Regions from separate parts of the Homo sapiens genome. Here region 2 is linked to region 1. Evidence: read pairs that join two places in POLR2A ChIA-PET (ENCODE). Cell type or tissue: HepG2. All regions are shown on one strand. Links, peaks and the distances in the headings refer to the core of each region. The heading gives the core; the rest is flanking DNA.

The links. ChIA-PET counts read pairs that join two places held together with the same protein. Peaks named below come from ENCODE experiments on the same cell type or tissue, not always from the same donor. Only the 100,000 strongest peaks of a DNase experiment are listed, where the experiment ranks them.
Region 2: POLR2A ChIA-PET joins it to region 1 with 5 read pairs; 2 of 35 experiments call an interaction of 5 or more read pairs at or near these places.

The regions. Positions count from the first base shown.
Region 1 is chr17:38,655,010-38,660,378 of GRCh38, forward strand. No RefSeq gene overlaps it. Among named protein-coding and RNA genes, the nearest start is that of EPOP, 17 kb to the right of the region's middle. RefSeq lists enhancers at 1,987-2,281, 3,697-4,196. In HepG2, for the core only: no CTCF peak of the experiment used is centred there; DNase peaks (open chromatin) are centred at 852, 2,182, 2,622 and 4,622; H3K4me3 peaks cover 756 bases.
Region 2 is chr17:38,844,244-38,849,612 of GRCh38, forward strand. It overlaps RPL23 (ribosomal protein L23), which reads right to left. Exons shown (of 5, transcript NM_000978.4): 5 at 3,617-5,369. It overlaps LOC124903994 (a long non-coding RNA gene), which reads left to right. Exons shown (of 3, transcript XR_007065743.1): 2 at 609-633; 3 at 4,022-4,047. Among named protein-coding and RNA genes, the nearest start is that of SNORA21B, 4.7 kb to the right of the region's middle. In HepG2, for the core only: no CTCF peak of the experiment used is centred there; a DNase peak (open chromatin) is centred at 2,508.

The DNA of each region.
Region 1 (5,369 bases), core at 141-5,140:
CCCCAAATAGCAGAACAGAGAGTAATCGCACTGCAGTGGCAGTGGAAAGAGCTGAAGCTAGACGCCGGGAAGAACTTCCCAACTTGGCACCTGGGGGAGGAGCAGCTGGGAGCAAATGTGGAACTGTCTGAGGTAGGAGGAGGTCCCCTTTGCAGGCTGAGAGATAATCACATACATCCTCCCACTCACACCCCCTTCGTCTGCTCCTGCCCCAACCAGGGCTGACTCCAGAAATTCTGCACAGATAAACCTCCAGGCCCTGAAACTCAGCAAGGGGTGGGGAGAGTGGGACCTGGGGCCATGCCCCCTCTGTTGCTAAGAAGCCCTTTCTGGGTGAGCGTGGTGGCTCACACCTATAATCCCAGCACTTTGGGAGGCCCAGGCAGGTGGATCATTTGAGGTCAGGAGTTCAAAACCAGCCTGAACAACATGGTAAATCCCCATCTCTACAAAAAAAAAAAAACTATATATATATATATATACCCACACACACAAAAATTAGCCAGCGTGGTGGCACGCCTGTAATCCCAGCTACTCGGGAGGCTGAGGCACAAGAATTGCTTGAACCCGGGAGGCAGAGGTTGCATTGAGCCAAGACTGCGCCACTGTACTCCAGCCTTGGTGACAGAGCGAGACTCCATCTCAAAAAAAAAAAAAAAAAAAAGAATCCCTTTCTGTCTGACCCCCACCAGACGGCAGCAGAATTGTGTGGAGAGCTTGTTCCCGAGGGACCTGGGGGATGGAGCAGGCAATCCCTTCTCCCTCTGACCTCCAGGCCCCACTGAGCCCTCTGGACACAAGCACAATCAGGCACTTCATGCCTGGCAAGGGTCAGAATGAAAGGCCTGTGTCTGTCTGCTCCCCGCCTCCCTTTCTCCATCTTCAGATAATTCCATCTGCCCTTGGGCCAGAGCCTCATCTTTCTCCCTCCTTTCCCCCTCCTGCCCGCTGAGTTATTTACAAATATCTGGGAACAGAAGGGATTTCTTCAGTGCTCTGTAGTGCCTGCCACTGACTCAGGTCTCTAACATGCTGGGGGGCAGCGAGGGTAAAGATGCTTGTGGTCCTCTCCTGTCACCCACAGGAACCCAAAGAGCTCAATACACTGGGCGCAGTGGCTCATGCCTGTAATCCTAGTATTTTGGGAGGCTGAGGTGGGAGGATCACCTGAGGTCAGGAGTTCAAGACCAGCCTGGCCGACATAATGAAACCCCATCTCTACAAAAATTAGCCAGGCGTGGTGGTACGTGCCTGTAATCCCAGCTACTTGGGAGGCTGAGGCAGGAGAATCACTTGAACTCAGGAAGTGGAGGCTGCAGTGAGCTGAGATAACACCACTGCACTCCAGTCTGGGCAACAGAGAGAGACTCCATCTCAGAAAAAAAAAAAAAAGGCTCATGCCTGTAATCCCAGCACTTTGGGAGGCCGAGGTGGGCGGATCAAGAGGTCAGGAGATCGAGACCAGCCTGGCCAACATGGTGAAACCCCATCTCTACTAAAAATAAAAAAAAATTAGCTGGGCACGGTGGCAGGTGCCTGTAGTCCCAGCTACTTGGGAGGCTGAGGCAGGAGAATGGCGTGAACCCGGGAGGCGGAGCTTGCAGTGAGCTGAGATCGCTCCAGCCTGGGTGACAGAGCGAGACTCCGTCTCAAAAAAAAAAAAAAAAAAAAAAAAGACCTTGGCCTTGGCTAGACACGGTGTAATCCCAGCACTTTGGGAGGTGAGGCCGAGGCGGGCGGATCACCTGATGTCAGGAGTTTGAGACCACTCTGGCCAAGATGGTGAAACCCCATCTGTACTGAAAATACAAAAATTAGCTGGGCATGGTGGTGAGTGCCTGTAATCCCAGCTACTCAGGAGGCTGAGGCAGAGAATTGCTTGAACCCGGGAAGTGGAGGTTGCAGTGAGCTGAGATGGCGCCACTGCACTCCAGCCGGGGCGACAAAGCAAGACTCTGTCTCAAAAAAAAAAAAAAAGAAAAAGAAGAGCTCAATGGCTCCCCAAGGTCACACCGTGGCAGCCCATTTTCTGTTTCCCACTCTGTTCTCCTACATGGTTTGTCCCGGGTACAGGGTGAACCAGGAAGAGGATGAGTTACCGCCATTTCCCCATGGAGTCAAAGGGCTTCTTCCTCCTGGAAAATCCCCGGACACGGAAGTGACTAAGACCTAGTGGAGCTGCTGAACCTAAAAAGTAAGTTCAAATTCGGGGCCCCTCCTTCTGATAGCCATGTGGCCCAAAGAAGGGAAGCTGTCCGTGCAGCTGGGGGAGCTGATCTCCAACATGTTCTCCCCAAGCCCACCTCCTGCCACCCCACCCCAATGCTGAAGCCCAGACAAGCAGCCAGGAACTGGCGTCACCATCCCCAGTCCCGCAGACGCTCATCCCACCGCCACCACCCGTGAGCAACCATTCCGGGGCCTGACATTCTGTCGGCTTCACACCACCTCCCGGAGCCCCAGCCAGAAGCACTTCCTGGATAAAATATTAAACATGCAAATCTGAGACAGAGCCTTAACGAGCGACAGACTGCACGACCACAGCCTGGCAAACGAGACGCACGACGTCCGGGGGTGGGGGGGTGAGAGGTATATATAGATATAGACTTTGGATCTATCTGTGCAATGTGTGTGTAAGGCAGAGAACAGCAGGGATGGAAAAGTACCGCAGCAGCCTCCAGCTGGGGTGGCCTGAGGTGGCGGCAGGAGGCTGGCCGGGAGGGAGGGTCAAGAGGAGCCCCAGAGCCAGGCTCAGAGTGAGGGATGACAAAAGCCCTTTGTGCTTGGATTCTGTGCAGGGGGTGCCAGACACGCTGGGCAGGGGAATGGGCATTGGTTTTGGAGAAGGAAGTTGGTTAGAGGCAAGGCCTCCGAGTGGAAGAAAAGAAGGGGAGACAGAGGAGAGGCATAGACCTGTGTGGCAGGAGTAGGGGTGTCTAGAGGGAGAACACCTCCACTCACATGGGGCACGGGGCGGGGGGGGGGTGTCTCTTGTCACCACACTGGCCCAGGTGTCATGGAGCTCACGTGGAATTAGGTCAGCAAGGTTCCTGCCTTGATTCAGGTCAGCATGCATTTGATGATGGCGCTTCTTAAACTTGTACATGTGCCAGGATCGTCTAGGATCTTGTTGGTAAATGCAATTCCGATTAGGGAGGCCTGGAGTGGGGCCTAAGAGTCTGCATTACTAGCAAGACTCAGGTGATGCCAGTGCTGCTGGCCTCCCGGCCCCCATAAAGTGGCGAGGGACTACAAGGAGCTAGAGCAACACGGAGCTCCCTTTGGCTCAGGCGAACACAGGACCCACAAGAGTCCAGAGTGGGATCAGAGGCTGAGCCCAAAGGCGTCTGGCCTAAGGGGAGGTCCACGGTGCTGATCAAGATGGTGTCTGTCCACAGTGTCCAGCCTGTCATGGAATTAGAACTATAGGACACCTAACTTGGCCCAAACCAACACAGAACCCAGCCCAGGGTGTCAGGGAGCCTGTAGCAGCCCACACTGAGACAGGGCTCACAGGGCCTGGAGTGACATGGAGCCTGGTGGGGTGGGACTGAATGATAGGGCGCCCATGTTGCTTCAGGAAATCACAGAGCCCACAGGGATTAGACTGAAGTGGTGCCCGTTTTGGTCCAGAGTGACATGGAACCCACAGTGGCCACAGGGGTCTGGACTGACTTGGAACTCAGAAAGGACTAACAGAGGTGATGGCCACATTTGCTCAGGGTGACATAGAGCTCATCAGGACTTGGACCAACTGGACCAACCAGGCACCCAACACAGAGCCCCAGACATGACAGGGGGCTCTCCGTGCAAACTCCAGGTTGCAGAAGACAGGAAGGGAGGGTCCGGAGGAGGCTGGGAGAGGAGAGGAGCAGGTGCCGGGGAGCAAGGCTGCTCTGTGGCTGCTGTGAGCCTGCCTGCCGTGGGCTGAGTGCTACTTGGCTGGGCCCCAGAGAGGAGGTGCTGCTGCTGCAAGGCTCAGATGGAGGAGGAAGTGGGAAGCTGGAGGCAGGGTGGGCGCGAGGCTGGGGTGGGGAGAGCACTTCCTCCCCCAAAGAGGCTTGGCACGGGGGCTGGCCCACTGCCCATGTGGATCCTGGCATTTACACTCCCCGCTCCCATTATACACAGGCGATGCGGTGGGTTATGGGTCTGGGACTTACGGACCTCAGATCAAGGAGCATTCAGCGCTGGGGGAACAGACAAACCGATGTCTCCCTGAATGGAGCACTCAGGGTCCAGAGGAGGAAGGGTTCTCCCTCCTGGCACTGGAGGTCCTTTTGATGCAGCCAGGTCCCTAGGCAGAGTGCCCTGGCCCTATTGTGTCCTTGCCCAGAGGAATGCAGAAAACAATGCAGGCTGCCCCTTCCCACATCCCTGGCAAGATCTAGAAATAGGTGCCCACACCTTCGTCTTAACTAAACCCAGCCCTCCCTCCCGCTTCTGGTCAGATGCCTCTCAGTCCTTGTCCCTACCAAGGGGAGAAGCCCCTCAGAGGCTACCTGCAGCTTCTCTTTATGCCAAGGTTAATGTAGAGGAGGAAGGGATGGAGGGAGGGGCATTACTATGAATTTATTTTTTGAGACAAGGTCTTGCTGTCTCACCCAGACCAAAGTGCATCAGCACAATCATAGCTCACTGCAGCCTTGATCTCTTGGGCTCAAGCAATCCTCCCCGTTCAGCCTCCTGAGTAGCTGAGCTGGGACTACAAGCACAAGCCACCACACCTAGCCAATTTTTAAAAATTTTTTGGGCCAGGCGCGGTGGCTTACGCCTGTAATCCCAGCACTTTGGGAGGCCGAGGCGGGCAGATCACAAGGTCAGGAAATCGAGACCATCCTGGCTAACACGATGAAACCCTGTCTCTACTAAAAATACAAAAAATTAGCCGGGTGTGGTGGCGGGCGCCTGTAGTCCCAGCTGCTGGGGAGGCTGAGGCAGGAGAATGGCGTGAACCCGGGAGGCGGAGCTTGCAGTGAGCCGAGATCCCGCCACTGCACTCCAGCCTGGGTGACAGAGCGAGACTCCATCTCAAAAAAAAAAAAAAATTGTTTACAGAGTCTCCCTATGTTTCCCAGGCTGGTCTCGAACTCCTGGCCTCAAGCAATCCTCCCACCTCTGCCTCCCAAAGTGCTAGAATTACAGGAGTGAGCCACTGCACCTGGCCAATTTGAATGGGGAGCTGGATGACGCTCCCCATCCAGCCTGGTACTGCTGAAGAATCCAACCCTAACTCCACTCCTGCCCACACATCTCCAGGCTGACCTAGTTTCTGTTTCAAGGCAGGGGGGACACATGTTACACACTCCTAGACACAGAGCTGTGCAGAGCCAAGAGATGCACACGCATGCACGTGGGATAGACGAATG
Region 2 (5,369 bases), core at 156-5,155, 190 kb after region 1:
GTGATTTGCCTGCCTCGGTCTCTGAAAGTGCTGGGATTACAGGCGTGAGTAATTTTTGTCTTTTTAGTACAGATGGAGTTTCACCATGTTGGCCAGGCTGGTCTCAAAATTCTGACCTCTAGTGATCCTCTCGCCTTGGCCTCTTGCCAAAGTGCTGGGATTACAGGTGTGAGTCACCATGCCCAGCCCCACCCGAGTTATTTTCACCCGCTATTATTTATGCTTGTTTTTTTCCCCTCGAGACATGGTTTCACTCCAATTTCCCAGGCTGGCATGCAGCGTTGCGATCCGGAATCACTGCAACCTCTGCCTCCCGGACTCAAGCGATTCTTCTGCCTCAGCCTCCAATTAGCTGGGATTACAGGCACACGCCACCAGGCCCAGCTAATTTTCGTATTTTTTGTAGAGACAGGGTTTCGCTGTGTTGGCCAGACTGGTTTTGAACTCCTGAGCTCAAGTGATCAGCCCACCTTGGCCTCCCAAGCTGGGAGGATTAGAGCCATGAGCCACCAGGACTGGCCTTATCTTTCCTTTAAAATAACAAAACGGTGGGGGGACACATTACCATATTTTTCCTCCAGCTAATTTTCTTTTTCTTTTTCCTTTAGTTTCCACATACAGCATTGGATCTAGGTAATTATATAAATTACATATTTTATTATTTTATTTATTTCTGAGACAGTGTCGCTCTGTCGCGCAGGCTGCAGTGCAGTGGAGCGATCTAGGCTCACTGCAGCCACCGCGTCCTGGGTTGAAGCCATTCTCCTGCCTCAGCCCAGAGTAGCTGGGAGTACAGATACACACAACCACACCCAGCTAATTTTTTTTGTAGAGACGGAGGTGTTTTTTTTGTTTGTTTGTTTTTTGGGTTTTTTTTTTTTTTTTTTTTTTTGAGACAGAGTCTCGCTGTGTCGCCCAGGCTGGAGTGCAATTGCGCGATCTCGGCTCACTGCAACCTCCACCTCCCGGGTTCAAGTGATTCTTCTGTCTCAGTCTCCCGAGTAGCTGGAGTTACAGGCACCTGCCACCACTCCCAGCTGATTTTTTAATTTTTTTTGAGACAGAGTCTCGCTCTGTTGCCCAGGCTGGAGTGCAGTGGTGCGATCTCGGCTCACTGCAAGCTCCGCCTCCCGGGTTAACGCCATTCTCCTGCCTCAGCCTCCCCAGTAGCTGGGACTACAGGCGCCCGCCACCACGCCCAGCCAATATTTTGTATTTTGTTTAGTACAGACAGGGTTTCATTGTGTTAGCTAGGATGGTCTCGATCTCTTGACCTCGTGATCCGCCCGCCTTGGCGTCCCAAAGTGCTGGGATTACAGGCATGAGCCACCGCGCCTGGCCTAATTTTTATATTTTTAGTAGAGACGGGGTTTCACCATTCTGGCCGGGCTGGTCTTAAACTCCTGACCTCGTGATCCGCCCATCTCAGCCTCCCAAAGTGCTGGGATTACAGGCGTGAGCCACCATGCCCGGCCTTGTTTTTTTTTTGTTGTTGTTTTTTGTTTTTGTTTTTTCTTTGAGATGGAGTTTCACTCTTCTTGCCCAGGCTGGAGTGCAATGGCACGATCTTGGCTCACTGCAACCTCTGCCTCCTGGGTTCAAGCGATTCTCTTGCCTCAGCCTCCCAAGTAGCTGGGATTACAGGCATGTACCACCACAGCCAGCTGATTTTGTACTGTTAGTACAGACAGGGTTTCACCATGTTGATCAGGCTGGTCTTGAACTCCTGACCTCAGGTGATCTACCCGCCTCGACCTCCCAAAGTGCTGGGATTACAGGCGTGAGCCACCACGGCCGTTGTTTTGTTTTTTGAGACAGAGTCTGGCTATTGTCGCCCAGGCTGGAGTGCAATGGTGCGATTTTGGCTCACTGCAACCTCCACCTCCTGGGTTCAAGTGATTCTCCTGCCTCAGCCTCCTGAGTAGCTGGGATTACAGGCGCCCATCACCACACCCAGCTAATTTTTGTATTTTTAGTAGAGACGCGTGTTTCGCCACATTGGCCAGGTTGATCTGGAACTCCTGACCTCAGGTAATCCACCTGCCTTGGCCTCTCAAAGTGTTGGGATTACAGCCGTGAGCCTCCGCACCCAGCCGAGATGGAGGTTTTTTTAATTTTTTTTGAGACGGAGTCTCACTCTGTCGCCCAGGATGGAGTGCAGTGGCACGATCTTGGTTCACTGAAAGCTCCGCCTCCCGGTTTCACGCCATTCTCCTGCCTCAGTCTCCTGAATAGCTGGGACTACAGGTGCCCGTCACCATGCCTGGCTAATTTTTTTTGTATTTTTAGTAGAGACGGGGTTTCACCGTTAGCCAGGATGGTCTTGATCTCCTGACCTCATGATCTGCCTGCCTCGGCCTCCCAAAGTGCTGGGATTACAGGCGTGAGCCACTGTAACTGGCCTGTTTTGTTTTTTTCATAGAGACAGTCTTGCCCAGGCTGGAGTGCAGTAGTGTGATCATTGCTCACTGTAGCCTTGACCTCCTGGCCTCAAGTGATCCTCCCACTTCAGCCTCCAGAGTAGCTGAGACTAAAGGTACACACCACCACACCCGGCCAATTTTTGCGTGCCTGTAGCTAGACTTCAGAATTGCTCATCTCAGCCTCCAGAGTAGCCGGGATAATAGGCATGCTCCACTAGGTCTTGTAGTGAATTTACTATTTTTTTATATTTACTACTATTTTTATTATGAAAGTACATGTATTACTGTTCAAGTTGCAAGCTACTATAAATCAGATCTGATATCTTGAATCCATTCTATTAAAACTTTTACCTAGAAAGAACTTGCAGAATATAAACAGTGACAAAGGAAACAATATATATATATATATATCTGGCCGGGCGCAGTGGCTCACACGTGTAATCTCAGTACTTCGGGAGGCCGAGGGGGGCGGATCACCTGAGGTCGGGAGGTGGAGACCAGCCTGACCAACATGGAGAAACTCGGTCTCTACTAAAAATACACAATTAGCCAGGCGTGGTGGTGCATGCCTGTAATCCCAGCTACTCAGGAGGCTGAGGCAGAAGAATCACTTGAACCCGGGAGGCGGAGGTTGCAGTGAGCCGAGATCACACCATTGCACTCCAGCCTGGGCACAAGAGCGAAACTCGGTCTCAAAATAAAAAAATGCTAAAAAAAAAAAAAAAAAAAAAAAAAAAAAAGATACAAAAATCAGCCTAGCGTGGTGGCGGGCACCTGTAGTCACAGGTACTCGGGAGGCTGAGGCAGGAGAATCGCTAGAACCCAGGAGGCAGAGGTTGCAGTGAGCTGAGATTGCACCACTGCACTCAAGCCTGGGCAACAAGAGCCCAGGAGTCTCTTGGAGCCCAGGAGTGAGATGGAGTCTCCCTGGCTCACTGCAACTTCCGCCACTGCAACCCCTGCCTCTTGGGTTCAAGCAATTCTCCTGCCTCAGCCTGCGGAGTAATTGGGACTACAGGCACGCGTCACCACGCCCAGCTAATTTTGTATTTTTAGTAGAGACGAGATTTCACCATGTTGGCCAGGCTGGTCTTGAACTCCTCACCTCAGGTGATCAGCCCATCTCGGCCTCCCAAAGTGCTGGGATTACAGGTGTGAGCCACCATGCCCAGCTGACAAAGGAAAACATTTAGTGAAGTGTAAATATAAAGTTTTTTAATCCAAGTCAAAAAAAATCTCCAAAGAATAAAATGTGAGGTGGGATGCAGTGGCTCACACTTGTAATTGCAGCCCTTTGAAGGCCACAGCAGGAGGATTCCAAGTCCAGCAGTTCAAAGTTACAGTGAGCTTCAGTGGTGTTACTGCACTCCAGCCTGTGTGACAGAGCAAGACTGCCTCAGAAAAGATAACATTCAAAAACAGCAGCGATTAGTGGTTAATATATAAGGATCATATATTGCCATAATATATAAAGACATAAATGGTGGGCCTAGGGGCTTGTCACACTAAAGCTGACTTGAAATTGACCATACTCAGGGATGTTATGGTGTAACTCTCTAAAACTAGAGATTTAATACATTTTTTTTCTTTCCCCCCAGAGTTTCACTGGTTGCCCAGGCTGGAGCACAATCGTGCGACCTCAGCTCACTGCAACCTCCATCTCCGGGGTTCAAGCAATTCTCCTGCCTCAGCCTCCCAAGTAGCTGGGATTACAGCATGCACCACCATGCCTGGCTAATTTTGTATAGTAGAGATGGGGTTTCAACATGTTGGACAGGCTGGTCTCACTCTCCTGACCTCAGATGATCCACCCACCTCAGCCTCCCAAAGTGCTGGGATTATAGGTGTGAGCCACCGTACCCAGGCGAGATTTAATACTTCTAAAACCAAGCCTGGTTCAGTCTAGACAGGGTACTGGTTCTCAGTCTTGGGTATACCTTGACATCTCCTGGGAGCTTCACAATTCTGATGTCTGAGTCCTATTCTGCAGTCTGACTTAATTGGTCTAGGGTATGGACCGGAAACATTTTCAAAAGCTCCAGGTTAGAACAACTCCTCTCTAGGTCTGGTACATTCCATAACTAGTCATGGAAGACACTAAGGGTAGTCCTTTTTGATACCAAGTGGAGCTTGTATTATACCCAACTTACAGGTAGAAACATTTATGGCTGAGTATTTGCAGATACAGATACATAAACACAAACCTTAATCTAAAAACCCTGTTTAGTCCACTTCCCTCCAAATTATTGTTCTAAACAAACACCCATTTTTCCAAAACGCTGGGTGTCACCTAAATAAACTCTTACACGTTTAGAAAGAAATGCTAACAACCTCCTACCTTAAGGCCAAGTCCCTTATTATCAGCGCTTTATGCCTGTTCAGTTGGCAAAAATTTACCACATTCTTCCATTCTCAAACTAGAGCTTGGAACATAAATTACACGATCATCCTGTTTGTCAAAACATTTTCATAGCAAAATACCTGTAGGTACCATCAACTTAATCATCTTCCACTATGACAGTAAACCTACATGGCAATTACTGTTGTTTTATAAATATTCAATTTACTCCAAATCTGTTAACTGCTAAAATGTACATACATAAACAAACTCACATCATTCCTCAAAATCCATGTGTGTGTCCAGGATCTAACTATATAGTCTATCTTAACTTCAATGCCTTTTTTTGGGGCGGGGGCGGGAACGGAATCTTGCTCCGTTGCCCAGGCTGGATGGAGTACAATGGTGCAATCTCGACTCGCTGCAAACTCCACCTCCCAGGTTCAAGCGATTCTCTCAGTAGCTGAGATTACAGGCGGTGCGCCACCACGCCCAGCTAATTTTTGTATTTTTAGAAAAGAGGAGGTTTCACCACGTTGGTCAGCCTGGTCTTGAACTCCTGACCTCATGATCTGCCTGCCTTGGCCTCCGAAAGTGTTGGGATTACA